Linked DNA regions of Homo sapiens: region 2 is linked to region 1. Evidence: chromatin loops called from intact Hi-C (ENCODE). Cell type or tissue: PC-3. All regions are shown on one strand. Each heading gives the region's core, and the rest is flanking DNA. Links, peaks and the distances in the headings are about the cores only. Region 1 has its middle 34 kb from the start of ATP6V1G3. Region 2 overlaps LOC105371677 (a long non-coding RNA gene).

Region 1 (16,404 bases), core at 2,665-10,664:
CCTGCCTCAGCCTCCCAAGTAGCGTATAGGTGCACACCACCACGCTCAGGTAGTTTTTGTATTTTTAGTAGAGACGGGGTTTCACTGTGTTAGCCAGGATGGTCTCAATCTCCTGACCTCATGATCCGCCCGCCTCGGCCTCCCAAAATGCTGGGATTACAGACGTGAGCCACCACGCCCGGCTGCTGAGGCACTCTTGAAAGTGCCACCTCCTGGCTAGAGGCCAACTAATACAAAACCAGCGCACTAAACATTTTACACAACCATGGATCCTCACAGAGTCCACTTCACTTCCCTGTTACCTCTACCAGAGCAGGTGCTGGTATCTACGGCTATAAGACCTGAAGACGGATCACATCACAAGACTATTTGTAGACACTCCCCAGTACCAGCCCAGAGCCCAGCTGCTCTGCTGGGTGGCTAGACCCAGAAGAGCAAAAACAATCACTACAGTTTGGCTCTCAGGAAGCCCCATTTCTAGGCGAAGCGGGAGAACACCACAACAAGGGAACCCTGTGAGACAAAAGAATCTAAACAGCAGCATTTGAATCCCAGACTCTAACAGTCTACCCAAATGAGAAGGGACCAGAAAAGAAATTCTGGTTATATGACAAAACAAGGTTCTTCAACATCCCCAAAAGATCATACCAGCTCACCAGCAATGGATCCAGATCAAGACAAAAATCTCCGAATTACCAGAAAAAGAATTCAGAAAGTCAAGTATTAAGCTAAACAAAGAGGCACCAGAGAAAGGTGAAGTTCAACTTAAAGAAATCAAAAACTATGTTAAACATCCAAACCTAAGAATAATTAGTGTTCCCAAGGAAGAAGAGAAATCTAAAAGTGTGGAAAACATATGTGAGGGAATAATTGAGGGAAACTTCCCCAGCCTTGCTAGAGATCTAGACATCCAAATAAAAGAAGCCCAAAGAACACCTGGGAAATTCATCACAAAAAGGTCATTGTCTAGGTACAGAGTCATCAGGTTATCTAAAGTCAAGACAAAGGAAGGAATCTTAAGAGCTGTGAGGCAGAAGCATGAGGTAACTTATAAAGGAAAACATATCAGATTAATAGCAGATTTATCAGTAGAAACCCTACAAGCTAGAAGAGATTGGGGTCCTATTTTTAGCTTCCTTAAACAAAACAATTATAAGCCAAGAATTTTGTATCCATTGAAACTAAGTTTCATAAATAAAGGAAAGATACAGTCTTTTCCAGACAAACAAATGATGAGAGAATTCACCACTACCAAGCCAGCACTGCAAGAACTGCTAAAAGGAGCTCTAAATCTTGAAACAAATTCTTGAAATACACCAAAATAGAACCGCCTTAAAGCATAAATCTCATAAGACCAATATAACAATAACACAATACAAAAAAACCCAAGGTATTCAGACAACAATGTATAGGATAGTACCTCACATTGCAATACTAGTATTGAATATAAATGGCCTAAATGCTCCACTTAAAAGATACAGAATGGCTGGGTGCGGTGGCTCACACCTGTAATCCCAGCACTTTGGGAGGCCAAGGCAGGCGGATCACCAGGTCAGGGATCGAGACCATCCTGGCCAACATGGTGAAACCCTGTCTCTACTAAAAATAAAAAAAAAAATTGGCCAGGCGTGGTGGCAGGCACCTGTAGTCCCAGCTACTTGGGAGGCTGAGGCAGGAAAATGGCATGAACCCAGGAGGTGGAGCTTGCACTGAGCCGAGATTGCCCCACTGCACTCCAGCCTGGGTGACAGAGCGAGTCTCCATCTCAAAAAAAAAATATCTATATCTATATCTATATATACACACACACACACACATATATATATACAGAATGGTAGAATGGGTAAGAATTCACCAATCGAGTTTCTGCTGTCTTCAGGAGACTCATCTAACATATAAGAACTCACATGAACTTAAAGTAAAGGGGTAGAAAAAGATATTTCATGCAAATAAACACCAAAAACAATCAGGAGTAGCTATTCTTATATCAGACAAAACAAACTTTAAAGCAACAGCAGTTAAAAAAGACAGAGAGGGGCTGGGTGCAGTGGCTCATGCCTGTAATCCCAGCACTTCGGGAGGCCAAGGCTGGCGGATCACCTGAAGTCAGGAGTTCAAGACCAGCCTGGCCAACATGGTGAAACCCTGTCTCTACTAAAAATACAAAAATTAGCTGGGCATGGTGGTGGGTGCCTGTAATCCCAGATACTCAGGAGGCTGAGGCAGGAGAATTGCTTGAACCCAGCTGGCGGAGGTTGCAGTGAGCTGAGATCACACCGCTGCACTCCAGCCTAGGGGACAGAGCAAGACTCTGTCTCAAAAAAAAAAAAAAAAAAAAAAAGCAATTTTTAACAATATTAACACTGGGCTCTGGGTGATAATGATGTGTCAATGTAGGTTTATCATTTGTAACAAATATATTGGTCTGGGAAATCTCCATACCTCCTGTACAATTTTGCTATGAATCTAAACCGGCTCTAAAAATAAAGTCTATAAAAATAATTTTTAAAAATAGAAAAAAGGTTAATATAATAAACTTTATGTTATGCATATTTTATCTGAATAAAAAAATGGGAAAAAATTATCCCCAAAAAAGAAAACTTTAGGTCCACATAGTTTTGCTGGTAAATTCTATGAAATGTTTAAGGAAAAATTCATACCAATTCTAAAAAAACTAGTCCAAATAATTGAAGAAATTATTCCTCACTTTCTATTAGATACAAAATCTGGAAAAAGACGTTAAAAAAAAAGAAAAGAACAGAGCAATATCCTTCATGAAAATAGATACAAAAATATTAAATAAAATTTAGCAAATTGAATCCAAATCAAGTTTTGTCCCAGAAATGCAAGATTTGTTTAACATTTAAAAATTGATAAATGTAATTTATCATGGTAAAAAACTAAAAAAGAAAATCTATTATGATCTTCTCGGTTGATACAGAGGGAAGCATCTGACAAAATCCAACATTTATTCCTGATAAAACTCTCAGCACACTAGGAATAGAAGGGAATTTCCTTAACCTAATAATCATCACCTATGGAAATTCTATGGCTAATATTATTTTCAGTAGTGAAAACTGAATGCTTTCCCCTTAAAAAGGGGAATGAGATAATGATGTCTACTTTTATCTCTTCCTTTCAACATTGTGCAAGATATTTTAGCTACTAAGCCAAGAGTAGTTATACAAAACACATCCTGATTGGTAAGAGAAAAGTACAATTGTCTTTATCTGATGGCAGTGTGATCACTTCTGTAAAAACTTCAATGAACAATAAGCTAATAAAAAAAGCTAAGTGAGTTAGCAAGGCTGCAGAATAAAAGATCAATATAAAAATTCAATTGTATTTCTAACTGTTCCCAATGAACGTTACAAATTGAAATTTTTAAAACTATGAAAATACCGTCAATTAATACCAACTACTTACATATGAGTCTGACAAAAGATGCTCAAGCCATGCAAACTGAAAACTGTAAAATATTACTGAGAAAAATTAAAGAAAACCTAAATAAGTACAGAACTGTTTCTGTTCATGGATGAGGAGACTCAATATTTTGTAATGCAGATATGCTGCAAATTAATATATAGATTCAATGTATTCCCAGTCAAAATTTCATCAAGCTTTTATGTACAAATTGATAAGCTGATTCTAAAATTTGCTGGAAATTTAAGGGACCTAGAAAAGCCAAAGCAATTTTATAAAAGAAAAACAAAGAGGATTAGCTCTACCTAACTTCGAGACTAAGGTTAAAGTAATAAAGACAGTGTGGTATTGGTATTAAGATAGACAAATAGGCTGGGCGCGGTGGCTCACTCCTGTAATCCCAGCATTTTGGGAGGCCGAGGCTGGCAGATCACAAGGTCAGGAGATCGAGACCATCCTGGCTAACACGGTGAAACCTGTCTCTACTAAAAAAAAAAAAAAAAAAATACAAAAAATTAGCCAGGTGTGGTGATGGGTGCCTGTAGTCCCAGCTTCTTGGGAGGCTGAGGCAGGAGAATGGTGTGAACCTGGGAGGCGGAGCTTGTAGTGAGCCGAGATCGCGCCACTGCACTCCAGCCTGGGCAACAGAGCAAGACTCCATCAAAAAAAAAAAAAAATAGACAAATAGATCAATGGACCAAACCAGAGTCCAGAAACAGGCCCATACATATAGAGACAACTGATTTTTTGGCAACAGTGAAAAGGCAATTCAGTGGAGAAAAGATAGTCTTTTGACAAATGGTGCTAGAACAATTGGATAATGGCATGCAAAATATAAACTTTGGTTCGCACCTCACATCATATACAAAAATTAGCTAAAAATTGATCCTAGACCTAAATGCAAAACCAAAAGCATTAACACTTGTAAAACACATAGAAATTTTTTGTGACTTTGCATTAAACAAAGATTTAATTGATATGAAACTGAAAGAATAATCCATTAAAAGTTAATAAATTGTATTTTATAAAAATTAAAATGTGTGACCTTTAAAAGTTACTGTTAAAAAATGCAAAGATAAATCACAGACTGGGAGAAAATATTTGCAAATAATATCTGTAATAAGGCAATTGTTACAGATATTATTTGTATTATTTGAGAGTTCTTCAGATAATATAAAGAACTCTCAAAACTTAAGAGTAAGAAAAAAATTCAATTGTTAAAATGGAAAAATTATTTGAAGAGACACATCACAAAAGAATACAAGTGTATGGCCAAGAGGCACATGAACAGATGCTCAAATGTATTAGTCATTGGGTAAATGAAAATTAAAACCGCAAGATTACAGTACATTCCTATTAGAACAGCTAAAATTAAAAATGCTGGCCATACCAAGTGTTGCCAAGGATGTGGAGCACTAGAATTCTCAGACAATGAGGATGGAAATGTAAAATGGTGCAGTCACTTTGCAAAACTGTTTGCCATCATTTAAAAGTTGTAAAAGTATATGTATTATATACCTAGCAAGTCCACTCCTAGTTATTTACCCAATAAAAATAAAAGAATATGTCCAAACAAAGACACAAAAAATTTGTAGCAGGATTGTTTTCAATAATCCCAAAATGGAAACAACCCAATATGTCCATCAACAGGTTACACCGCATGTTCTCACTCATAGGTGGGAATTGAACAACGAGAACACTTGGACAAAGGAAGGGGAACATCACACACCGGGGCCTGTTGTGGGGTGGGGGGAAGGGGGAGGGATAGCATTAGGAGATATACCTAATGTAAATGACGAGTTAGTGGGCACAGCACACCAACATGGCACATATATACATATGTAACAAACCTGCACGTTATGCACATGTACCCTAGAACTTAAAGTATTATATATATATATAAATATATATATAAAAACAGGTTAATGGATAAATTTTAGTATATCCATATAATGAAATACTACTCAGCAGTAAATAAGAACAAAGTGTTGTTACATACAGCTACATGAATAAATCTCAGAATAATTAAGCTGAGTGAATGAAGATAGATAAAAAGGCTAAACGATATGATTCCATTAATTATAAAACTCCAGAAGATGCAAATTTCCCTGTAACAGAAAGCAGATCAGTAATTGCCTCTGGGCAAATGAAATGAGGGCAAGTAAGAAGGAATGAGAAGGGTATTCAGGAAACGTTTGCAGAAAATTGATGTGTTTACTATCTTGAAAGTGTAAAGGTTTTATAGAGATACATATATGTATATATGCCAAAACTTATGAAATTGAACACTTTAAATATATGCAGTTTATATTACATCAATTTGCCTCAATAAAATCGATTCTAGAAAGAGAGTTATATGGAATTCAGGCTGTAGCTAGACAGAAAGATTTTGTAGCTACCATCCTAGTGGTGATAGCTTAGGAGTTCCTGCAAATAAATTCAAGGTGCCACAATTCTTCTAATATATGCAGAATTTGAGTGCCCTAGGTTATTTATAGTCAACTGCTGGGGATTGAATCCCAGCTATATTAAGTTGGAAAGTGTGGCTCTTTGGCAAGTTTTCTTATCCAGCTTCATGGAGTTGTTGTGAGGATTTAATAGATCAAATAGTAAGTGCTCAATAAATGTTACGAGCACATGTTATAAAATGGTTTATTATTATGTCAATATTTGAAGGAGGAGTTTCATTGCTTTGGTCAGCTACTTAAAGTCTATGACTCAGAAAGTCAGCAACTTCTCTGATAATTGAAGCTATGGAAGAGAATGAGTGACTCAAAGACAGAGTGAAAGGTAGAGGAAATAAATGAGAACAGAACCTTGGGGGAATGTCTGAGCTTAAGAGGAAAGAGATGGAAGAGGAACTAGATAAGAAAACTGAGAAGTGATACAAAGGTGGGAGGAAAGTAGGAAATGGTGGGGTCACAGAGTATAAGAGGAAATATTTTCAAGAAAAGAAAAATTCTCAAATGCTGCAGCCATGAAAAAGAAGCTCAAACATAAGAAAAGGCCATTGGATTTGGCAATAATGAATTCATGTTGTCCTTTGAGACAGCAATTTCATCAGAGGGATGGGGAAGCAAGACACATGGTATGGGGCTATGAATTAGTGGTTAGGCAGTGTAGCAATTAACGCACACCACTTTTCAAGAAACTTAGAGATGCATAGAAGAAGAACAATAAGATTATTAGCTCCAGGCAGGGCTAAGAGGGTATTTCCAGTGTTAGGGAGTACCTGAGCATGTTTTCAGGCCTAGGTGAGGGGACAGAAAAACTTAAAAAAGACTAAGTGAACTCTTTCAAAGCCAAGTTTTGAAAGAAATAAAAGAGGATAGGAAATAAAACACAGATGGAAGTCTTAGAAAATACCAAAGACCTTATGTTTTAAGAAAGCTGGAATGAAAAATATAAAAAACAAGAAAAGGAAGAGGGAGGACAAGAGAAGGAAAGTTGAGAATCCTGGTATCCTATGGCTGCAACTACACTAAAGTAAGCACCATAGTCATAATCAGAAAGAGAACTAGACTGGCACTGATGACATCAGAAGAATGAGAACCAATTTGAATTATCAAGAGTTAGATATTATCACATAAGTGACGTGCTATATGTATGTTGGTTGAAGAATTTAAAGATATAAAGTATATTGCAACCTCACATACCTGACAACATATTATCACTGACTCAAATTTATTTCATTTATAATAAATAATTATCCTAATGCCAAGAGCTACAAGCAATCAATGACCAAATGCACAACCATGAAATAAGGAATGTGACCATTAGATACATTGGTAAAAAGATAATACCTCTTGGTTCTAGTTCCAATTCTGTCACATGGCCTCGGATTTGATGCTTTGCCTCACTAAGCCCCAGCATTCATCGTACAGGTCCATTGAGGTCTAACATGGTAAAAATCAAATATACTTATAAATGTACTTTATTTGCTTGTAGATTGAATGACTGGCATGTTATTTTATCTCTAGAGATGATATTATCCTTGGCTTAATGAGGCTTGCAAAGTTGTTTTTCTTTTAATCCAAGACAAAATATGCTATTCCCATCAGTAGATGAGAATAAATGATTGAGAAAGCTCAAAGTCAACGGCCAATCCTCTATACCTTGGGAGCTCAAACTAGTAGAGTCCTGCAGTCACTCTTAATTTCCAGCATATGAAGCTGACAAAGTCATTTGACTGACTTCTTATGCCTCCTCTGTCACAGAGGCAGCCACTGCCCCTCTGATATTATGTAGGTCACTCTAAACACTATGCAGAGTTTTATTTTAGAAATAAAATTTCATGCTATGTAACTACACGATATATTCCAGGGAGCCTGACTGCACATCAAGGAAAAGGGGTGCTTTGTTTCAGAAGGACTAGAATATAGCAGATAAGTATGAAGTTTCTGGAATCAGAACACCTGAGTTTTAATTCTGACCTCACTGCCTACTAAGTACAGCATAATCCCTCTAAGCCTCCTTTTCTCATCAGTAATATAGCACTGTTAAAATTTTAGTGTGCATATGCATAGAATATGCTTATGATAACATCTGACACATAGTAAGCAGTGAATGTTAATCTTTATAGAAATATGCTGAATTTGGGGTATTTTTTTATCAGTGAAGATCTCTTCTGTTTGGATAATTATATATTATATTTACAGCCTGAATAAAAATTAGTTTTAATCTCCTTGAAAAAGCCATGCTTTCCAAACAAGGGGCAGAAGGAAATCCTCTATATTTTTCCTGGTCTTGTCTTTTTAAATCCATGAGGCTCTAGAAGGCAAAGAAGTAACTAATGATCTGTAGCAGGCAGCCCAGCCTGTGTGGCATTTTGCTATAATAATTTATTGTTCACAGCAACAATAACAACAACAACTCACCACCAAATTCTGGAGAGTAGATTAGGGCTCTTCTATCACTTGAATGTTTAAATAAGAAATAATCACAAAAAGGAAGAGGGTTAGAGGATATATATTCATCTTTGTTTATAAAATTGATGAGAAAGGTTATTTTTAAAGAGAAACTTAACTTTATTAGTCAATTTTAGATTCTGAAGAAAAAATCTTCATGATAAAATCAAAATCCTAACTGATTTTTAAAAACTGAACAAAAACATGTCAGTATCTTGAATACGGTTTACATATATGCATTCCCATTTATTGGCCAAGTGACAAAAACTTCCATCAATCAGTTCAACAAGCATTTATTGAATGTCTACTGTGTGCTAATCATTTTTCCAGAATTAATGATATAAACATATATCATTATATAATGGCTAACAACTAGAAAGAGAGCCACAACTAAAATGCTGTTAATAAATACTAAAACTAGTACAAACTGATTCTAAGGGAACACAGAGAAGAGATATCTAGCTCAGTCTGAGAATCTGAGGTCATGTCAACAGGGTTGAAACAGGGTCCTGAAAGGCTGTTAGGAGTTAGCCTGAGACGCATGGTGGGGGAGAGTGTTCCAGAGAGAGGAGCAGCATGTGCAAAATCACAGAGGTGAGAGAAGCAAAAGTGGTTTGGTATGTCTAGATAATTGGTTCTCAAGGGGGGAGGAATTAGGAGAAGCAAAAAGAGATCATGAGTTTCTTTTTTTTTTTTTTCAAACTACATGTGTCCTCCCCGTTTTCCCATTTTTATATGGTCCCACAAAGGGCCATTGTAATGAAATGAAGGTTTGTGTCTCTCTGAACTTCATATGCTGAACCCCTAACCCTCAGTGTGGTGGCATTTGTATTTGGGGCCTTTGGTTTGCATCAGGTCATGAGAGTGGGGTCCCCATGATGGGATTAGTAAGAGGAAGTAAGGCCTGAGCTCGCTCTCTTACTCTGCCATGTGAGAACATAATAAGAACGTGGCTGTCCGCCAGCCAGAAAGAAAGCCTTCACCAGACATTGAATCTGCCAGCAACTTGATCTTAGACTTCCCAGCCTCTAGAACTGTGAGAAGTAAGTGTCTGTTGTTTAAGCCACCCATTATATGGTATTTTGTTATAGCAGCCCAAGAAGACTAAGACAGCCATTTAATAGGGGACATTTGAAAAATCTTCTAAAGTTAATCTGATCAACCTTGCCCTAAACTTTTCCTCCACCTCCCTCCCACCCACCTACTCCTCTCCACCCCGTAGGGACCAATGGTCAAGGCATCGCTTGATATTGAGGTGCGTTAGTATAGAGGCTAAAGTAGGCAGAAGACTGCTTTAGAAATCAATATGCCAAGCTGAATAGCTTAGAGTTTAAGTTGAAACAATAGAATAATTAAGCCAGAATGTAAAATAATAATAATAATAAATGTGCATGTTAGAAGATGATTCTGTCATAATTATAAAGTAAGGGTTAGCAAACTTTCTGTAAATGGCCAAGTAGTATTTTAGCTTTTGCAGGGCATACCAGTCTGTGTTGCAACTGCAGCTAGAACTAGAGCTTTTGCAGGCCATACCAGTCTGTGTTAACTCTGCAGCTCGAGCACGAAAGCAGCCATAGATAGCATGTGAATTAAGGGATATAAGTGTATTCTAAGAAAACTTTACTTACAAAAGCTGTCAGTTGTAATAAGCAGAATTTGAACCTGCTATAGAGAATGAACTGGAGAAGATAAGACTAAGCTAGAGTCAGATATTCCAATAACATAGTTAGTGTAATTGACCAAGTAAGAAATGAAGAGGATTGAAGGGAGTCATTCGCAGAGGAGATAGAAAAGGGAATAGAATTTAAATATATACAAGAGGTAGAAACCATAGATCTTACGACCAATTGAATACAAAAGGAAATGATAATGGAAGTCCAAAGCATGGACATGACTTGAATGGACAGTGTACATGTGATAGACCCCAATGAATAATGGCAAACCTTGTGGACACAGAGCTGTCGCTGAAGAGAATATAGTATATGAGAAAGCTCTGCTCTCTGGCCACAAACCACAGCCTTGGCCAAAGTGGTCATCCAGGAGCAGCTACATAATTTCCAGGACCCACTGCCAAATGAACATGCAGGACCCCCCCGCCCCCTGTTGCTCAAAATGATTAAGAATTTCAAGACAATGAAAGTAAAGCATTAAACCAAGCATAGGGCATTTCTAGGTGCTGGACCTTGTGTGACTGCACAAATCACATGACCCTGAATCTGACCCTGCTCCATCTCCAGCTCATGTACTAGCTTTAGTATGTCTATAATAAGGAACCTTTTTCTTAGAGTCCAAACTTCTTAATTTACCTCCACAGCCCATTTTTTTGTAGTCTCCAAATCTGCTACATAGACACAACAGCTGTATTTCAGTAGTGATTTCAGCTTAAAGGAGGTTTTCTTTTTTTTCCTTATCCTAACTCACATTTAAGATTATAGCAGAATGGCAATATGCATTGTCCATGACTGAGAATGAATTTTGGAGGTGAGTTTTTCTCTGCATCATTTGACAAGTGCATTTTGGGAGTTTCTTTGAAAATGAATGCAAACACCGAAGTTTCAGACAGCAAACTGTGCTCCAAGGCTGGTGTTTCTTTAGAGATCTGTGGATGTCCTAGAAGATCAAACCTACCAGGAATCTTGGAGAATATCCTGCAGTCAGTGAAGAAGACTTTCTCTGACCAGAAGTCCGGAAACATATGCTGTCTGTGCAGTTCAGCCACCATTATTTTGTGCCTTTAATCAACTCAACATTTTGTAGTACATCTTCCTCACTGATGACACATGAGACCTGGATCTTCAAGATCTGAAATTTAAGGCCAGGCACAGTGGCTCACGCCTGTAATCCAAGCACTTTGGGAGGCTGAGGCTGGTGGATCACTTGAGGTCAGAAGTTCGAGACCAGCCTGGCCAACATAGTGAAACCCCATCTCTACTAAAACAAAAAAAAAGAATACAAAAATTAGTCGGGTATGGTGACATGCACCTGTAGTCCCAGCTACTCAGGAGGCTGAAGCATGAGAATCGCTTGAACCTGGGAGGCAGAGGTTGCAGTGAGCCAAGATCGCGCCACTACACTCCAACTTGGGTGACAGAGAGAGACTGTCTCAGGAAGAAAAAAAAAATCTGAAGTTCACTTTTTGTATTATGTTTGTTGCCATTACATAAAGCTTCTAAGGATCTATCGTGACTAGATGTTGGATAATTTATACGCAAAACAAAGAGCAAATGAAAATAAAACTGTCACCCTAGCCAATTTCAGTGTTTATACATATATACTCCATTTATAATCAATTACCTCCTTTTGTACCAAAATATATTATTTTCTATTCAGAGAAGGGTGAGGCTAGCTACCCACATGCTAAAAATCTGATAGAGAGGCCACATATACAGAGTTGCTGGATAAAAAACACAGAATGCTAAGTATTTGCAAATATTTCCAACATATGTATACTTTAAAATGTGTTGTTTATTTGAGATTCAAGAAGTGTATGCCCTGTATTTTTATTTGCTAAATCTAGGAAACCTATACCTATGCTGAGTGGGAAACCAAGCCATATGGCTTCTAAAGTCCCCTCTAGCCCTGAAATACTCAATTGTGATATGATTTTTACCATTTCCAGTAAACTAAACTAAGACCAAACAGTAGAATTTGAAGGAGGGAAGATAGTGACTCAATAGAAGAAATCTGTTTATCAAGCAAAGCTATCAATTGTGGACCCAAGCACAATCCATTTGATCAGAACCCCATCCACAGACCACAGTATTCGCTAATATAGAGGCTAGACCAATGGTCTACAAAGTGCGGAATGCCTTCCCACAGGAAATACTCATGGCAACCCATTGAAGTGAAGGAAGCAAAAATGAGAACATGTAATTTTTTTTAAAAAGAAGGAAGTACTTTGCTATAAATTAATAGAGAAATTGAGCCTGGTCCTCTGTCAGGAGGTAAAGATATTCGGAAGGACCTGTGACAGTTTCACAACACAAGGGTTCAACAGAGAAATGCATATATTCATTTTCTGCACTATTAAAACAGATGAATAAAAATATTTTTCATTTCTGAGCTTTGTTTTGCCACATAGGATGCAGTACCTTTAAAAAACTTTAAAGCATCATTTTCTAAACTTAAATTTTACCGTGAAATTTCTGCAGGGTGTGAACTAATTTTTAAAAATATAAAACTGTAAAATCTTCCAGTTATTATGCAGCAATACCCGATGGACATCGGAAGTGCCAGGAATTTAATGGAAACATTTAAACAAAAACTTTTGCATAGTTGGTAGATAAAATATACCATGATTTAATAAGCACAGATAATAATATATTTCTTCTTTTGGATATATATATATTAATGTAGCTTACATGTTTGAGTTATGACAATAATTAAAACTAAGTATCAGAATTGTTTTATGATATAAATTTTTAACAATAATGAAATATATTCTTAATAATTTTCTCATAAGAAAATATTCTTACATATCAATAAAAAAACATTTTTGATATTTTACTTTACATAAAAATATTTCAGGGAAATTGAAATGTTTTGAATCATTCATAAATGAAATGAAACATATTATAAATTATATTTGTTTAATATTTGCCTTATCCTTTAATCTCCAATTTTGTAAATATTTTATATTTGATTACATTTAAAATTTATATAATTTATAAACCAATAACATTCAGAAATCAGAGGTGAAGGTATGAAAATTTCTACTGATTGTTGTGTACTAAAATGCATATTCAGTGGCCTGCACAACTATCTATTGGAGGCACTGAGAACATACCTAAATCGGTTGAAGACTTATTCTAAATAAGCTCTATGACTTGTCATTGTGTTTTTGTTTGTTTTTTTTTTTTACCATCCTAAGTTTATTATTTGCAGCAATTCTACATTATTCCAGGTAAAACTACTCTTTCTTTTGGAGGAGTCGTAACTCTCCTGTTTTTGTAAATAAAGTTTAATTTGGAAACCCAGGCCAGAACTATTCTTAAATTGCTTTTTTGCTTCAAAATTTAGTGGGAGATGAGCACCACTGTTAATATCTAATTTAATAACTTCTACTATAGATTAAACCTATTTCCTCTTATTAAACATTGATAAAATACATATGACTCTGAACTTGAATATGATTGCTAGATCCTTATCTGTAAAACATAATTTTGTCATTTATAATTTGATTTTAAAAAATGTTATCTATTCTTTCTCTCCTTTTTGTTAACTTGTCTACTTTTTGTATTAGTGCATTTGTGGAGCAATCAGTTTTTTAAATAATCATTTTATTTTGTACTTTGGAAAAAGGAGTTAGCCAATACATTTAGAAAATATTAGATGTAGGAAAAAATAGAAAGTGGATAACTTAGAGTTGCTTAAAATTGCTGTGAATCCCATCAAAAAGCTTATCCACCATGACCAAGTAACTTTTTTTTTTTTTTTTTGAGTCAGACTTTTGCTCTTTCGCCCAGGCTGGAGTGAAGTGCTGTGATCTTGGCTCACTGCAAACTCCACCTGCTGGGTTCAAGCGATTCTCCTGTCTCAGCCTCCTGAGCAGCTGAGATTATGGTGCTCGCCACCATGCCCAGCTAATTTTTTTTGTGTGTGTGTATTTTTTAGTAGAGACAGGGTTTCAACATGTTGGCCAGGCTGGTCTTGAACTCCTAACCTCAGGTGATCCACCCGCCTCGACCTCCCAAAGTGCTAGGATTACAGTCATGAGCCACTGTGCCCAGCCTGATCAAGTAAGCTTTATTTGAACTAAAGACAATAGCCACATGGCTCTCTCAATAGATGCAGAAAAAGGCTTTTGATAAAATTCAACACCCCCTTCATGTTAAAAAAAAAAACAAAACTCTCAATAAACTAGGTTTCAAAGGAACATACCTCAAAATAATGCAAGCTATCTATGACAAACCCACAGCTAACGTCATACTGAATGGGCAAAAGCTGGAAGCATTTCCCTTGAAAACCAGCACAAGACAAAGATGCCTTCTCTCACCACTCCTATTCAACATAACACTGGAAGTTCCGGCCAAAGAAATCAGGCAACAGAAAGAAATAAAGGGCACCTGATATGGTTTGGCTCTGTGTCCCCACCCAAATCTCATGTCAAATTGTAATCCCCACATGTTGGAGCAGGGGCCTGGTAGGGGGTGACTGAATCATGGGGGCAGCTTCCCCCATGCTCTTCTCATGATGGTAAGTGAGTTCTCCTGAAATTTGGTTGTTTGAAAGTGTGTAGCACTTCCCCGCTCTGCTCTCTCTTTCCTGCCTCCACCTTCCATCATGGTTGTGAGTTTCCTGAGGACTCCCAGCCATGCTTCTTGTACAACCTGCGGAAATATGAGTCAATTAAACTTCTTTTCTTCATAAATTATCCAGTCTCAGGTAGTTCTTTATAGCTATGTGAGAATGGACTATACAGTATCCAAATAGGAAGAGAGGACTTCAAACTCTCTCTGTTTGCAGATGACATGATTCTATATTAGAAAACCCCATAGTCTCAGTCCAAAAGCTCCTTCAGCTGATTTGCAACTTCAGTGAAGTCTCAGGATACAAAATCAATGTTCAAAAATCACTAGCATTCTTATACCTCAACAATAGACAAGTAGAGAGCCAAATCAAGAAGGCAATCCCATTCACAACTTCCACAATCAAAATACAATATCTAGGAATACAGCTAACTAGGAAGGTAAAAGATCTCTGCAATGAAAAATACAAAATACTGCTCAAGAAAATCACGGATGACACAAACAAATGGAAAAATAATCCATGCTCATAAATAGGAAGAAAAAAATCATTAAAATGGCCATACTGACCAAAGCAATTTATAGATTCAATACTATTTCTGTCAAACTACCAATGACATTCTTCACAGAACTAGAAAAATCTACTTTAAAATTCATACGGAATCAAAAAAGAGCCTGAATAGCCAAGGCAATCCTAAGCAAAAAGAACAAAGCTGGAGGCATCACACTATCCAACTTCAATCTGTACTACAGGCCTACAGTAACCAAAACAGCATGGCACGAGTACCAAAATAGACACATTGGCCAATGGAACAGAATAGATAGCCCAGAAATAAGGCCATACACCTACAATCATCTGATCTTTAACAAAGCAGACAAAAACAAACAAAGAGGAAAAGGCTCCCTATCCAATAAATGGTGCTGGGATAACTAGACAGCCATATGCAGACGATTGAAATTGGACCCCTTCCTTACACCATATACAAAAATCAACTCAAGATGGATTAAATACTTAAATGTAAAAATGTAAACTATAAAAAGGCCGGAAGAAAACTAAGCAATACCATTCTGGACATAGGAATGGGCAAAGATTTCATGATAAAGATGGCAAAAGCATTGCAACAAAAGCAAAACTTGACAAATGGGATCTAATTAAACTAAAGAGCTTTTGCACAGCAAAAGAAATTATCAAGAGAGTAAATAAATAACCTACAGAATGGGAGAAAAATTTTGCAAACTATGCAACCAACAAAAGCCTAATATCCAGCATCTATAATGAACTTAAACAATTTACGAGAAAAAAAAAAATCCAAATACCATTAAAAAGTGGGCAAAGGACATGAACTGACACTTTTCAAAAGAAAACATACAGCTGGGCGCAGTGGCTCATGCCTGTAATCCCAGCACTTTGGGAGGCCGAGGCAGGTGGATCACCTGAGGTCAGGAGTTCGAGACGAGCCTAGCCAACCTGGTGAAACCCTGTCTCTACTAAACAAAAAATTAGCCAGTTGTGGTGGTGGACACCTGTAATTCCAGCTACTCGGGAGGCTGAGGCAGGAGAATCGCTTGAATCCAGGAGGCAGAGGTTGTGGTGGGCTGACATCACGCCATTGCACTCTAGCCTGGGAAACAACAGCGAAACTCCGTTTCAAAACGAAAAAGACATACATGCAGCCAAAAAGTGTAAGAAAAAAAGCTCAACATCATCAATCATTAGAGAAATGTAAATCAAAGCCACAATGAGATACCATCTCATACCAGTCAGAATGACTATTATTAAAAAGTCAAAAAATAAAAGAGAAAAAGGAATGCTTATACACTTTTGGTGG
Region 2 (16,404 bases), core at 5,376-13,375, 96 kb after region 1:
CTCAAAATGTTGGGATTATAGGCATGAGCCACCATGCCATGCCCAGCCTAATAATACTTTCTTTGAACATGGCAACAACTATTAAAGCTTATAGAAAATACCAGCACAGGAATTTGAAAATACTAAAATTGGTAAAATTAAAACATTAAAATGTAAACTATGTTTTCTAACTTGTACTATAATTTTGATAATTATTTTTACTTGTATTTCTGTGATACCTTTTTAAAATAAAAAGTATTAAATCTTTAAGATAGAATTCTGGCAGATTATCATTTTGGAAAAGTTTTGAGCACAAGATTGCTTCTTAATACATGTCAGGTTACAGTTAATAAAAGCTTACAAATCATCATAATTTAATACGCAATGTGTCAATGAAGTGATCTGAAAGCAGTTAATTGGCTTAACAAATGGATGTTTAGGTATAGTCAGTCTCATTCTGAAACACCTGTTGAAGGAAATGTTCTGAAAATATATTAGATACTTCTTTGATATATCAAACATTTCAGTCATTTAAGCTTTCCTTTAGTAATGTAACTGAAACATTTTGGTTGTATTTCATGGCTGGAAGTACGGATTAACTGATGGCATTAACCAATTTTGCAGGAATCAGGTCATTCAAACAGCTAGTATCAAAGAATTTCTATAAGCATAGGCACCTCATGTCTCCCTAACATCCCCTCTCCCTCCCTGCAAACCCCTTCTTTTTGTAAGAAATTTATGTGGTTGAGAGAAGTCCTTACAGACCCAACTTCAGGTATGAAGAAACGTACCCAAGACAGCCAACCAGTGCCTTCAATCCTTGGCCACAGATACTGGTATAAGATAGTCATGTGGCCTAATCCTCTCCCATCAGAGTGAATCTTGGGATTTTTTGAACAGTGTATGTTGAGCGGACATAATCCCTAAAATCACTGCAAGCACTTTGCTACTGTGAGGCAAGAGCGCCTGAGAATAAAGCACAGAAAAGAGAGTAAAACCTAGAGATCCTCAGAGAAACAGGCCAAAGCCACTTTGAGCCTTGCCCTACCACTAGATTTCCATTTATTTGAGCCACAATGCCCCTTTTAAAAAAAACTGGCTTGAGTTTGGTTTCTCTTATTTACAGCTTAAATATTTCTTTGAGACATCTCTGATGTCCTTAGAATTCATCTAGGGAGACCATAAGGACTACATGGTGCCCACTCTCAGGAAGTATGCATTATTATTATTATTATTATTATTATTATTATTATTATTATTATCATTATTTGGAGACAGTCTTACTCTGTTGCCCAGGCTGGAGTGCAGTGGCGTGATCTCTGGTCCCTGTAACCTCCACCTCCTGGGTTCAAGCGATTCTCCTGCCTCAGCCTCCCAAGTAAGTGGAATTACAGGCATGTGCCACCTTGCCTGGCTAATTTTTGTATTTTTAGTAGAGACAGGGTTTTGCCATGTTGGACAGGCTGGTCTCAAACTCTTGGCCTCAAGTGATCTGCCCACCTTGGCCTCCCAAAGTGCTGGGATTACAGGTGTGAGCCACTGCACTGAGCCACATTATTCTTAAAGTGTTATGATTTGCAAAATGGTAGTTTATGGCATTGAGGCAGGATAGAATTCAGAGCTAAGTTATTTAATACTGAAGAAGACACAAAGATGTTTAATGGAAAAGAGAGAACAAATACAGCTGTCTCACTATGAACGGACATGGTATCTTGGACAGAGTATCTCTGGGCCTTAAGAGATGGGTGGAATTTGGATGCAAGGTAGACCACATTGAACGGAACACGATGAATGCACAAGGCCAGGAATGGCCATAGGGTACCTATGGGTCAGTGCAGCTATGACTAAAGCACAGAGATTTGTGCTTGGATAGAGTGGGAAATAAGGTCAGCTGGGCTAGATTGCAGGTCTTGAAGAATAGCCAAGGAGACACAAATTTTATTACAGAGCATGAGGAGCCACTACATATATATTTTAAACATAGAACATTTACTGTATCTAATTTTAAAAGATTTACCTACCCATTGAAGAAAAATCAGAAGAAAATAACATATAAAAGGAAAATAAAATTACTTCCAATATCACCACTTAAATATGATTGCTGTTTTCATATGAACACATTTCATCAGCTTTAGTGTGAGTACTTGTATTTAACAAAATTGATGTCATATTTTCTACAGTTTTATATCCTGTTTTCTTATTTAGCACATCAACACATTGTTAATCACTATGAGTATTTCACTATATGACTACTGGATCAATTATTTTGTAATTTCCTATTGTTAGATTAAATAAGTAGAACTGTAATTTTTAGTAGGAAAATATACATTTTGAACAATATTTAAGAAAGTTTATCTTTAGAAGCTTGAATTCTAAATAAAGGGTGTTGAAAAAATCTTGCATCCAGCTAAATATTTATCTCAGTAATCTCAGTCTGAAACATCATAAATCAAAACAAGGCTGAGTATTGAGCAATAAAAAGACATTAAGAAATGTTGAATAATAGTACATGGCATTAATAGGTTATTAGTTATGACAGATAGAAATAAGTTAAAGATGACTAAGACTTGGAGTCTGATTAAAAAAGAAAATTATCATAGAAGGAGGGGTCTAAAAAAGAGCTTTTGAAGAATAGAAACAGTTTTCTTTTAATCATGCTGAAGTGAAATCACCTGAAAACAATCAAGTAGCAATAATACAATAAGCAATGAGGAAATGTAGCCTGAAAATTAGCTGGAGATTAAGACTGGAGATAATATGAGTAGTTATTATTTTATAGCTCCTAGTATGTGTCGATGAATAAGTATTTGGTATAACTTAAGAGGAAAAAAGGCTATCGTACACTCTACCACACGGAACAAAGGCCAAGAAATGGGACACATCTGAGTCTGATGGCAGGAGAAAATGTAGAATCACTTTAGTACTTCTAGATGAATTGGTACCAATCATTTTGTATGCATGTGTGTCATTTAAGTTTTAAAAAATCATTAGTTTGCCCAAAGGTAAATCAATGTGATATTATAGAAGTTGGATGAAACAATACCAGGCACAAAACCAACAGACATCACTACAAAAGACAATCATTCCAGTACCAATAACAGCTAAACTTTATTGAGTGCTTACTCAATGCCAGGCATCGTACCAATTGATTTACATCCTCACAACAGATTTCTAATGTGAATACTTGTAATCGGTTTCCTATGGCTGCTGTAACAAATTCCCATAGATTGGGTTTATTTTCTCACAGTTCTGGAGACCAGTAGTCAGAAATCAGGATTCCAGCAGGGCTGGAGGCTCTATGGCAGAACCCTCCTTGCCTTTTCCAGCTTCCGGCAGTTGTTGGGATTCCATGGTGTCCTGGGTTTGTGGCCACGTGACTCCTACCTCTGCCTCTTGACTTCACATCAACTCCCCTCTCCTGTCCACATATTCTTCTCTTCCGCTTCTTATAAAGACATTTGTCATTGAATTTGGTATCCACCTAGAGAATCTGGGAGGATTTTACCTCGAGATCCTCAATTTAATTACATTACAAAGACCCTGTAACCAAATAAGATCACATTCATAGGTTCCAGAAATTACAACAAGGGAATACTCTTTGGAGGTTACCATTCAGCTCACTATAGTACTATAGTCATCTACATCATACAGAAAATAAACGGAAGCCTGGAGAGGCTTAGCAACTTACCTATGGTCACACAACTATAAAGTGAGGGTAGAGCCATAGTCAAGGGTAGGATGTGTAACTCTACTGTCCATGGTCTAAAACATTACGTTGTGGTATGATACACAGAGCACAGAAAGTGCAATACTGCAGAATAATAATCAGAATCACAGATCTAAAAGAAAGTGATTTAATAATGTGGAGAAAATGTCCCTTGACCAGAGCTAGCTAAGAGTTTCAGCAGTTTTTAAGTGAAGAGATACTGTCAACATAAGGATCACATAGCATGCATTTATTGTTTTTTTGTATATGTTAGTTGTTTGGTAAACTGCACAAATTTAATTTCACAATGTGGGATTCTAAACTAATCTTTTTTTGATGGTTATAAAAAGGATTTTTAACTTATTATATAAACATGTCCTTATTTTTTCTTTTATTTTCAGTTAACATCTAATAATGGTGCATATTTATGGGATACAGAGTGGTATTTCAATATGTGTGTGCAATGTGCAATGATCAAATCAGAGTAAGCATATCAATCACTTCAAACATGTATCATTTCTTTGTGTTGTAAACATTCAAAATCCTCTCTTCTAGCCTTTTGAAAATATACATTAACTCATCATTGATCATATTCTTTCACCCTACAGTCCTGCAGAATACTGGAGCTCATTCCTCCTATCTAACTATAATTTTGTATCTGTTAATCAACTTTTCCTCATCCTCCCCTTTCTCTCTCCTTCACATCCACTATTACCCACAATTCTACTGTTTCCATAAGCTCAATTTGTTTTTAGTTCCTACATGTGAGTGAGAATATATAGTGTTTATCTGTCTGTGCCTGACATATTTTGCTTAACATAATGTCCTCCAGATGTATTCATGTTGCCGTGAATGACAAGATTTCATTCTTTTTATGGTTGAAAAGTATTCCATTGTGTATAACATTTTATTTATTCACTCATCTGTTGATGGACTTTTAGGTTGATTTCATATCTTAGCTATTGTGAGTAGTGCTGCAATAAACACAGGGATGCAGGTATCCCTTTAATATACTGACTTCCTTTCCTTTGGAAAAATACCCAGTGGTGGAATGTCTGGATTATATGGTAGTTCTATTTTTAGTTTGAGAAACCCATACACTATTTTCCGTAAATGCTCTACTAATCTACATTCTCACCAACAGTGCATAAATGTTCTCTTTTCTCTACATCTTTTCCAGCATTTGTTATTTGTTTTGTTATTTTTGTAATAGCCATCCTAACTGGGGTAAGATAGTATCTCACTGTGGTTTTGATTTGCACTCTCTGATGATTAGTGATGTTGAGCATTTTTCCATATATTTGTTGGTTATTTGTATGTCTTCTTTTGAGAAATGTGTATTCAGATGCTTTGTCCACATTTTAATCATTTGGTTATTTGGTTTTCTGCTGTTGAGTTATTTGAGTTCCTTGTATATTCTAGATATTAATACCTTGATGGATGGATAGTTTGCAAATATTTTTCCCATTAAACAAGTTGTCTCTTCACTCTGTTGATTGTTTCCTTTGCTGTGCAGAAGATTTTTAGTTTAATATAGTCTCTTTTGTCTATTTTTGTTGCATATGTTTTGGAAGTCTTAGCTGTAGAATCTTTATCTAGACTAATATCTTGGAGTGTTTTTCAGCATTTTTTCCAGTACTTTTATCATTTCAGTACTTACATTTATGTCATTAATCGATTTTGAGTCGATTTTTGTAGATGGTGAAAGATAGGGATCTAGTTTCATTGTTGTGCATACTGATATCCAATCTTCCCAGCTCCATTTGATTGTCTTTACATTCATCACTCCATTAAAAGATCAGTCCCTGAAATATGTGGGCCTCATCATGTATTTTACAACTCATGTATAATTTTAGTCAAGAATCTAGTCCACAGAATAGGAAAATCTGCAAAGGAATACTTTTTAAAGAATGGTGCCTTGACAATATGAATCCATGTCTAAATAAATCAAGTGGGATAACTATACATTTGCTGGAGTTTTGCTGGTGCCTTATTACATTATACAGTATTACATCACAAGGTGGGTGTGTGTGGGTGTGTGTGTGTGTGTGTGTGTGTTCTGTCCTCCAATTAGGTAGTAAGATGAAAGCCAACTTCAATATCTGGTATGTATCATAGTGCCTTGCCTATAAAATGGGGCAAATAAACATTTTGTGGGAGACTGATTTCTTGGCCTATTAGACATGTGCTTAATATGGGGCACATGGATTTTAAATGAAATAAGAGGTAGGATCTCTGTCTACCTACAGTTTATAGTGTAGTTGACCTCTCCTTTTTTTTTTGTGCTTTTCAAAATCCATATTCTTTCAAGTGCAATGTTCCAGGAGCTGAACTGCCCACAGACAAACTGCAGTAAACTTTTCCACGTCCTAATTTAATTTTTCAAGAAATTTTGTAGTGTGTCTTATAATTAAATTTCATACCATTACTAGAAAGTAATGAATCCAATTAAATTTTAAAGTTCTAATGATCTAATTTATAGTTGATTAATCTTGTAAGATTAATCTGTATTAATATCTTTTCACTTTGTAGGTACAATTCACCTTACATTTCCTAAATCGTGAGTTTTCTCTTATCTTCTTGGTGAAACTATTAGGTAGTAGACTTTGGCTTTTTATGTTTCAGTACCAGTTCAGTAATTCTTATTTACACAAAGTCAAGCAACTTCCTTTTACACAAGATGACAGTCATATTATTTAGTTAGTATTACAGTTGCTTTTGCTTTATGACTTTTATTGTCCTTCATTTTACAGTAGTAAAGATAATTCAAGTCATATGGATTTCCTTAAGAAATGCTAACATTGGCTGTGATTACAAGACCCAAACTTCATTACTGCAAAATTCCAGTAAATATGACATTGAAATATTAATGATAATTAGTATAACACTTATAGGACACTGTCACATGCAGAATTCTATGCCAACTTGTTAGTTTATATTTGGGGAAATTCCATTCTTCCTTGTCAATGGTGTCCAAGATTCACTTATAGAAATCTATGCTGACTTTTTCTCATGGTAAATGTACTATCATCTGTGGCTCTATTTTTATATCATCTACATGCTGATTTATCTCCTATTTTCCCTCATTGTTAAATCATACGGGCTATTCTTTTCCAGAATCAACATGCCAGGGAGATCTTTTTTGACCACCCCATCTAATGTATCTCCTATCCCTAACCACCATCTTTTTAAATATTATTTCATTATGTAAAATTATCTCAGTCACATCTCTGCTTATTTGCACTGCCTGATTTCATCTCCACTATTACTGTTATTCTCAAAGTATAAAACAGTGCCAGGCACATAGTAGGTTCTCAAAAAATACTTGTTGGATAAATTAATGGATGATTGAATCTAAGCTTTCATGTGCAATGAAAGACTTGTGTTGAATTCAGGCTAATAGTAGAAAGAATCTGCTCTTTGTCAAATATGGAAAAGATATATAAGGGTCAGGGAGGGCTTTAAGGAAATCTCAAATTACACTATAGGCTTGATTTTTGTTTCTGGCAGAATTTTTTCTATATGTCAAATCTTTCACTAGAAATATTTAGATCCTTTTAATATTTCAAAAGGTAGTAATGTCAATTTTAATATTCAAAGAGAATAATTTTCCAATAAGAATACATAGAAGTGACACAGTTAGTTGTAAGAGGCATCACATTATGACTTCAAATTCCTAATGAGAATTTTGATGCTTATGGCTAGTCAAAATCAATTTAGAAATAAATGTATCATCTAGCCTGACACAAACTGCTGGAATCAAATAAAGGCCCTTCTCATCCACTTACAGCTCCTTTGCCAATCTATTTGTTGTTATCTGACAGTTGGACATGAACAATAGCTCTATCCATATTGTTGTTAATGGTGTAACTACTAAAAATATTTAGCCTGTGTTTACCCATGTGCTTTATTTACCCTATAAGTGCAGGAACCATGCCCATCTTCTTTACAGTTTTATTCTCTGCAACTACCACAATCTCTAATACATAAAAGTTCCTCTTTCTATTGCGCAAAGGAATGGTCAAGAAACAATTGCCCTTTATCTGCTTTGTACAGGGCCCATGTTTGATTCTAGGAAAGCAAAGTATATAAGAAAGAGAGCTTAGTGTCTAGGGTGGATCCAGCAGTAAAAGCAATCACTAAGTAGTACATATAGAAAGTATAGCCCTAGAGATATTCCCAGTGTGACAGAACAGATAAGGAGCATTTAAACTATCCTGGTCAGGAGGTAGGTGGGAGACAAGTGTCTATGTCCACTATTTAAAAATACGTGCTAGTAGACTTTAGATGTCACTTACACTTACCCAAAATACAGCTAAGATGTAGCTACATGAACTGGTGAAAAAATGCAGCTTTCTTATCCTTTAAAATCCCATGAATATAGCTTTCTTGCCTTCTGAAATTTCCTGAGAAGGACAGTATAATATTTATCTGTAATATAAGTAGTGTTTTGTGGAAGGATGATGGACACAGAATGTCTATCATTTTTCATCTTCCCTTTTCATTTATCCTTTTAATAAATATTTTTGAGCTTATATGCCAGGTAAGCATGTGAAGAACTGAGCCAGGTGCTGCTCGGGGCACTGGTGATAACTTCATCCCTGAGCTCCTGAAGCTTATGTTCTAGTTGAGGGAAGCTGAACAAATGTATGTAATTTCAGCTAGTGATAAGAACTACGAAGGCTAGGAAATAGAAAAGTATAGGTAAGAGGTTGGAAGGTGCTACTTTAGCTAGAGCAATAAGGAAAGAAGCCTCCAAAGAGGGGAGTCTGGATCTACAGCCTAAGTGGTGGAATGATTCAGCAGGTGAAAACCTGGGTAAGAGGAAGTGCAAAGTTCCTCAGTCAGGAACAAGAGTGCTATGATTAAGTGATAGAAATAGGATGTGTATGGCTGTAACAGAGAGAGACAGGGACAGCGGTGGGTAGGTAGGGGGTGGGAGAGAGAATGGTGAAAAAGTGGGCAAAGACTAGATCTATTTTTTAATCCCAAATTCAGCAATGTATTACAACCATCTTATATGTCAGCACTCTGATCCCGAGCATCTGGGCTAGTATTTAATAAATATTTGATGAATGATGTCTAGATAAATAAATCAATGAATAGATGAGTGAGTAAGCAGGTGAATGGGTGAATAAATGAAAGACATATACTGAGTAGCCATGTACTTGCTTCATTCCACAGCTGAAACTTATCTGGCCATATGCCCAGCCAGCTTCCTTAGGGTACCCACTTACTACCTATCCAAAAATTGTTTCTGTCACTAAGGAGGACAGAAGCCAAGTGAAACATGGCAAGGCACTTAGACAAACAAGCATCTCTTTACCTTGCTCCTACCAAAGTGCTCTCCCTGTTTGCTTTACAACACCAAGGTTTTGTCACAAAAAGAAGGAATGTGAACATTATGTAAAAATAAAAATTTGCAATAATTTAATCCCTTCTATTTGTATAATTATTTATAATTTACCAAGTATTTTACTTATATGTCTTTAGATGACACAGATAACCCTGATATATAGTAATTTTTATGCTATCTTACAGGTGGAGAAACACTTCCTTACAGAGATCACATGCAAAGAAGCTTAACTACAGCCCAGTTGTCTGGATTCCACTTTTGGTATTCTTCTTAGTATGGGGCATTCCACGGGACAGGTGCCACTTTGCTTAGGGAGGTACTTATGAGCACCTTCCATCAGGGGGAATAATTGCTTCACTACAAGAGCTACTCTTTCTACAAGAGTCCAAGTTAATCAAAGTAGTGGCAATAAAACTCAACATTCCTACCTTGGAATAGTTTTTCTTGCTTTTAACCTCCCTCCTTCAGAGAAGAGATGGTTATTGGCTAATATACTTTGTATGCACCCATTTCAGCAGGTTACTGTCTTAAATGCAATGAATACAATGAAAGGAAAAGAAAATTGGCTGCTGGGAACACATTGAGGCTGTTGTCTTAATTTGCATGTATGTTTATAAAAAGTATTGAACTGTATTATGAAAAAAACTACACATGATAGTGAGTTAAGATGTTGGAAAAGCTTCAGAGACCAAAAAAGAAAAGCTAAAGGTATTTAATTTGGTCATATCAACATGACTGTGTCATTTATATCAGGCACTTACCCATAGGCCCTATAGAAACAAGCATGAGTATTATTAAAAGCATTCATAGACCTCCAGTAAACTTTATTTGGTTTTAACTCTAAACCCTAAGTATGTTTTTTTCATAGTTGATTCTTCTTCTAATAACATTCATTAACCAGAATTTATGGTATTTATTTTGGCTAATATTTACTGAGCTCTTGCCATATGACAGGCACTGTGTAAACACTTTAATTGATATCTAATTTAATCTTCACCACGATCTTTGAAGTAGAAATCATTGATATTCTTATTTTGTAGATTAGGGAATCAAGGCACAAAAAGGTTAATCAACTCACCCAGGTTACACTACATGAAACAGGGATAGCGAGGACCAGTACTCAAGCAATCGCCAGATCACAACTTTAAATCTTTCATGATCACTCTAACTTCAGCCCTGAATGTGCAGAGATAAGAACAGTTAGCGAGTGAACTTACAGATTATACTTATAAAATGATTATTTTTAGGTTCATGGTCCTTCCATACAGGTTATACTGTAGTATGGAATACTATGCTGCCATAAAAAAGAATAAGATCATGTCTTTTGCAGGGACATGAATGGAGCTGGAGGCCATTATTCTTAGCAAACTAATGTCAGAACAGAAAGCCAAATACTGCATGTTCTCACTTATAGGTGGGAGCTAAATGATAAGAATACATAGGCACATAGAGGGGAACAACACACACTGGAGCCTATCCGAGAGTGGAGGGTGGGAGAAGGAAAAGAATCAAGAAAAATAACTAATGGGAACTAGGCTTAATACCTGAGTGATTAAATAATCTGGACAACAACCCCACATGACACAAGTTTACCTATGTAACAAACCTGTACATGTACCCCCAAAGTTAAAATAAAAGTTATCAAAAAAGTGACCTAATGATATCTTATTTTCAAAATACCCACTCTCTGTTCTACATTCAATTCACAAGGTATTTTAGAGACTAGACTATTGTCCTCTTACATAGAGCTAATAATTCACTAAAGTTTCCTTGAATCTGTTTACTTGGCTTGAGTTCTTTTTTAAAATTTAATTTTGTAAAAAATTTCTGTGCATACATAGTAGTCATACATATTTAAGGGGTAACTGACATATTTTGATACAGGAATACAATGCATAATAATCACATCAGGGTAAATGGAGTATCCATCATCTCAAGCATTTATCCTTTCTCTTTGTTACAAACATTCCAATTATGCTCTATATTTTAAAATGCACGTTGGTTTACTGTTGACTGTAGTCACCCTGTTGTGTTATCAAATACTAAAGTTTATTCATCCTATTTAACTATATTTTTGTACCTGTTAATCACCCCCACTTCCCACCCCCAACCACTACCCTTCCCAGCCTCTGATCACCTTCTTTCTACTCTCTATATGCATGAGTTCAATTATTTTAAAATTTACTCCCATAAATGACTGAGAACATGCAAAATTTGTCTTTCTGTGCCTAGCTTATTTCACTTAACATAATGTCCTCCAGTTCCAACCATGTTGTTGCAAATGACAGGATCTCATTCTTTTTATGGCTGAATAAGTACTCCCTTGTGTATATGTACCACATTTTCTTTATCCACTTTATCCACGTTTCTGTCAATGAACATGTAGGTTGCTTCCAAATCTTGGCTAGTGCGAATGGTGCTGCAATAAACATGGGAGTGCAGATATCTCTTCCACATACTGATTTATTTCCTTTGGATAAATATCCAGTAGTGGAATTGCTAGAACATGTAATAGTTCTATCTTCAGATTTTTGAAGAAACTCCATACAGTTCTCCATAGTGGTTGTACTAATTTACATTCCACCAACAATGTATGAGGGTTCCCTTTTCTCCACGTCAGCCCCATTATTCATTATTGCTTATCCTTTTGATAAAAGCCATTTTTACTGGGATGAAATGATATCTCATTGTACTTTTGATTTTCATTTCTCTGATGATCAGTAATGTTGAGCTCTTTTCCATATGCCTGTTTTCTGTTTGAATGTTTTCTTTTGAGATGTGTTTATTATGATTTTTTGCCCATTATTTAATAAGATTATTTGATTTTTTTCCTGTAGACTTGTTTGAGCTCCTTGTATATTCCAGGTAAGAATCCCTTGTCAGGATGGAGGAATATTTACCAAGCAAATGGAAAGCAAAAAAAAGCAAGAGTTGCAATCCTAATCTCTGAAAAAACAAACTTTAAACTAACAAAGATCAAAAGAGACAAAGAAGGGCATTACATAATGGTAAAGGGATCAATGCAACAAGAAGAGCTAACTATCCTAAATAAATATGCACCCAACACAGGAGCACCCAGATTCATAAAGCAAGTTCTTAGAAACCTACAAAGAGACTTAGACTCCCATACAATAATAGTGGGAGACTTTAACACCCCATTGTCAATATTAGACAGATCAATCAGACAGAAAATTAACAAGGATATTCAGGACGTGAACTCAGTTCTGGACCAAGCAGACCTAATAGACATCTACAGAATTCTCCACCCCAAATGAACAGAATATACATTCTTCTCAGCACCAAATCACACTTATTCTAAAATTGACCACATAATTGAAGGTAAAACACTCCTCAGAAAATGCAAAAAAAAATAAAAATAAAAAAAAAAACAAAAAAAAACACAGAAATTATAACAAACAGTCTCTCAGACCACAGTGTAATCAAACTAGAACTCAGGATTAAGAAACTCACTCAAAACTGCACAACTACATGGAAACTGAACAACCTGCTCCTGAATGACCACTGGGTAAATAATGAAATGAAGGCAGAAATAAAGATGTTCTTTGAAACTAATGAGAACAAAGACACAACATACCAGAATCTCTGGGACACATTTAAAGCAGGTGTGTAGATGGAAATTTATAGCACTGAATGCCCACAAGAGAAAGCAGGGAAGATCTGAAATTGACACCCTAACATCACAATTAAAAGAACTAGAGAAGCAACGGCAAACAAATTCAAAAGCCAGCAGAAGACAAGAAATAAATAAGAACAGAGCAGAACTAAAGGAGACAAAGACACTTAAAACCCTTCAAAAAAAATCAATGAATCCAGGAACTGGCTTTTTGAAAAGATCAACAAAATAGACCTCTAGCCAGACTAATAAAGAAGAAAAGAGAGAAGAATCAAATAGATGCAACAAAAAATGCTAAAGGGGTTATCACCACCGATCTCGCAGAAATACAAACTACCATCAGAGAATACTATAAACACCTAAATCTACAATAAATGGATAAATTCCTGGACATATACACCCTCCCAAGACTAAACTAGAAAGAAGTCAAATCCCTGAATAGACCAATAACAAGTTCTGAATTGGCAGCAATTAATAGCTTACCAACCAAAAAAATCCAGGACCAGATGGATTCACAGCCAAATTCTACCAGAGGTACAAAGAGGAGCTGGTACCATTCCTTCTGAAACTATTCCAATCAAAAGAAAAGGAGGGAATCCTCCCTAACTCATTTCATGAGGCCAGCATCATCCTAATACCAAAACCTGGCAGGACACAACAAAAAAAGAAAATTTCAGGCCAATATCCCTGAAGAACACTGATGCAAAAATCCTTAATAAAATACAGGCAAATTGAATCCCAGCAGCACATCAAAAAGCTTATCCACCACGATCAAGTCAGCTTCATCCCTGGCATGCAAGGCTGCTTCAACAAACACAAACCAATAAACGTAAACATTATATAAACAAAACCAATGACAAAAACCACATAATTATCTCAAGAGAGGCAGAAAACCTTTCAACAAAATTCAACAACCCTTCATGCTAAAAACTCTCAATAAACTAGGTATCAATGGAACATATCTCAAAATAATAAGAGCTATTTATGACAAACCCACAGTCAATATCATACTGAATGGGCAAAAACCGGAAGCATTCCCTTTATAAACCAGCACAAGACAAGAATGCCCTCTCTCACCACTCCTGTTCAATATAGTATTGGAAGTTCTGTCCAGGACAATCAGGCAAAAGGAAGAAATGAAGGGTATTCAAATAGGGAGAGAGGAAGGCAAATTGTCTCTGTTTGCAGATGACATGATTGTATCTTTAGAAAACCCCATCATCTCAGCCCAACATCTCCTTAAGCTGATAACCAACTTCAGCAAAGTCTCAGGATATAAAATCAGTGTGCAAAAATCACAAGCATTCCTATACACCAATAACAGACAAACAGAGAGCCAAATCATGAGTGAACTCCCATTCACAATTGCTACTAAGAGAATAAAATACCTAGGAATACAACTTACAAGGGATGTGAAGGAACTCTTCAAGGAGAACTACAAACCACTGCTCAAGGAAATAAGATAGGATACAAACAAATAGAAAAACAACCCATGTTCATGGATAGGAAGAATCAATATTGTGAAAATGGCCATACTGCCCAAAGTAATTTATAGATTCAATGCTATCCCCATCAAGCTACCATTGACTTTCTTCACAGAATTGGAAAAAACTACTTTAAACTTTGTATGTAACCAAAAAAGAGCCCACATAGTCAAGACAATCCTAAGCAAAAAGAACAAAGCTGGTGGCATCACACTACCTGACTTCAAACTATACTACAAGGCTACAGTAACCAAAACAGCATGGTACTGGTAACAAAACAGAGATACAGACCAATGGAACAGAATAGAGGCCTCAGAAATAACACCACACATCTACAACCATCTGATCTTTGACAAACCTGACACAAGCAGGCAATGGGGAAAACATTCCCTATTTAATAAATAGTGTTAGGAAAACTGGCTAGCCATATGCAGAAAACTGAAACTGGACCCCTTCCTTACACCTTATACAAAAAATCAACTTAAGATGGATTAAAGACTTAAACCTAAGACCTAAAACCATAAAAATCCTAGAAGAAAAACCTAGGCAGTACCATTCAGGACATAGGCATGGGCGAAGACTTCATGTCTAAAACACCAAAAGCAATGGCAACAAAAGCCAAAATTGACAAATGGGATCTAATTAAACTAAAGAGCTTCTGCACAGCAAAAGAAACTACCATCAGAGTGAACAGACAACCTACAGAATGGGAGAAAATTTTTGCAATCTATCCATCTGACAAAGGGCTAATATCCAGAGTCTACAAAGAACTTAAACAAATTTACAAGAAAAAAACAACCCCATCAAAAAGTGGGCAAAGGTTATGAACAGACACTTCTCAAAAGAAGACATTTATGCAGCCAACAGACACATGAACAAATGCTCATCATCACTTGTCATTAGAGAAATGCAAATCAAAACCACAGTGATATACCATCTCACACCAGTTAGAATGCCGATCATTAAAAAGTCAGGAAACAATGACTTTTTTCCTGGAGAGGATGTGGAGAAATAGGAACACTTTTACACTGTTGGTGGGAGTGTAAATTAGTTCAACCATTGTGGAAGACAGTGTGGTGATTCCTCAATTATCTAGAGGTAGAAATACCACTTGACACAGCAATCCCATTACTGGGTATATACCCAAAGGATTATGAATCATTCTAGTATGAAGACACATGCACACTGCACACGTATGTTTATTGCGGCACTATTCACAATAGCAAAGACTTAAAACCAACACAAATGTCCACCAATAATAGACTGGAAGAAAATGTGGCACATATACACCATGGAATACTACACAGCCATAAGAAAGGATGAGTTCTTGTCCTTTGCAGGGACATGGATAAAGCTGGAAACCATCATTCTCAGCAAACTATCACAAGAACAGAAAACCAAACACCGCATGTTCTCATTCATAAATGGGAGTTGAACAATGAGAACACATGGACACAGGAGGGGAACATCACACACTGGGGCCTGTCAGGAGGTGGGGGGCCAGGGGAGGAATAGCATTAGGAGAAAAACCTAATGTAGGTAACGGGTTGATGGGTGTAGCAAACCACCATGGCACGTGTATACCTATGTAACAAAACTGCACATTCTGCACATGTACCCCAGAACTTAAAGTGTAATAGTAAGTAAAAGAATTCCTTGTCAGATGGATAGACTGTAAATATTTTCTCCCATTCTGTGGGTTGTTTCTTCACTTAGTTGATCGTTTCCTTCGCAGTGCAAAAGCTTTTTAACTTGATGTGATCCCATTTGTGAATTCTGGCTTTGATAACCTATTCTTGTGGAGTATTACTCAAGAAACCTTTGCCCAGACCAGTATCCTGGAGAGATTCCTCAATGTTTTCTAAAATTTAAATATTGTGGAGGTCTTAGATTTACTCTTAGTTTGAGGTCTTAGTTTAAGGTCTTAGATTTAAGTCTTTATTTCCTTTTGATTTTATTTTGTTGGCACTCCATTGTATGTTATTTGTTTCTTTTCTATTGCTACTGTTGGGATACTTTCTTTATCCTTGACGTTTGGGAGTTTGATTATTAAATGTCTTGAGGTACAGTCTTATTTAGGTTAAATATGTTTGATGTTCTATAAACCTTGTATTTGAATATTGATATATTTCTCTAGGTTTGGGAAGTTCTCTGTTATTATCCTTTCGAATAAACTTTCTACCCCAATCTATCTCTCCACTTCCTCTTTATGGCCAATAACTGTTAGATTTGCCCTTTTGAGGCT

The links. Peaks named below come from ENCODE experiments on the same cell type or tissue, not always from the same donor. Only the 100,000 strongest peaks of a DNase experiment are listed, where the experiment ranks them.
Region 2: a loop joins it to region 1, with 4 times the contacts of the local background. A loop is called at or near these places in 1 of 110 quality-filtered maps.

Annotation. Positions count from the first base shown.
Region 1 is chr1:198,566,047-198,582,450 of GRCh38, reverse strand. No RefSeq gene overlaps it. Among named protein-coding and RNA genes, the nearest start is that of ATP6V1G3, 34 kb to the right of the region's middle. In PC-3, for the core only: no CTCF peak of the experiment used is centred there; DNase peaks (open chromatin) are centred at 4,750 and 6,160; H3K27ac peaks cover 2,470 bases.
Region 2 is chr1:198,473,168-198,489,571 of GRCh38, reverse strand. All of the region lies in intron 1 of LOC105371677 (a long non-coding RNA gene), which reads left to right. Among named protein-coding and RNA genes, the nearest start is that of ATP6V1G3, 59 kb to the left of the region's middle. In PC-3, for the core only: no CTCF peak of the experiment used is centred there; a DNase peak (open chromatin) is centred at 8,881; H3K27ac peaks cover 636 bases.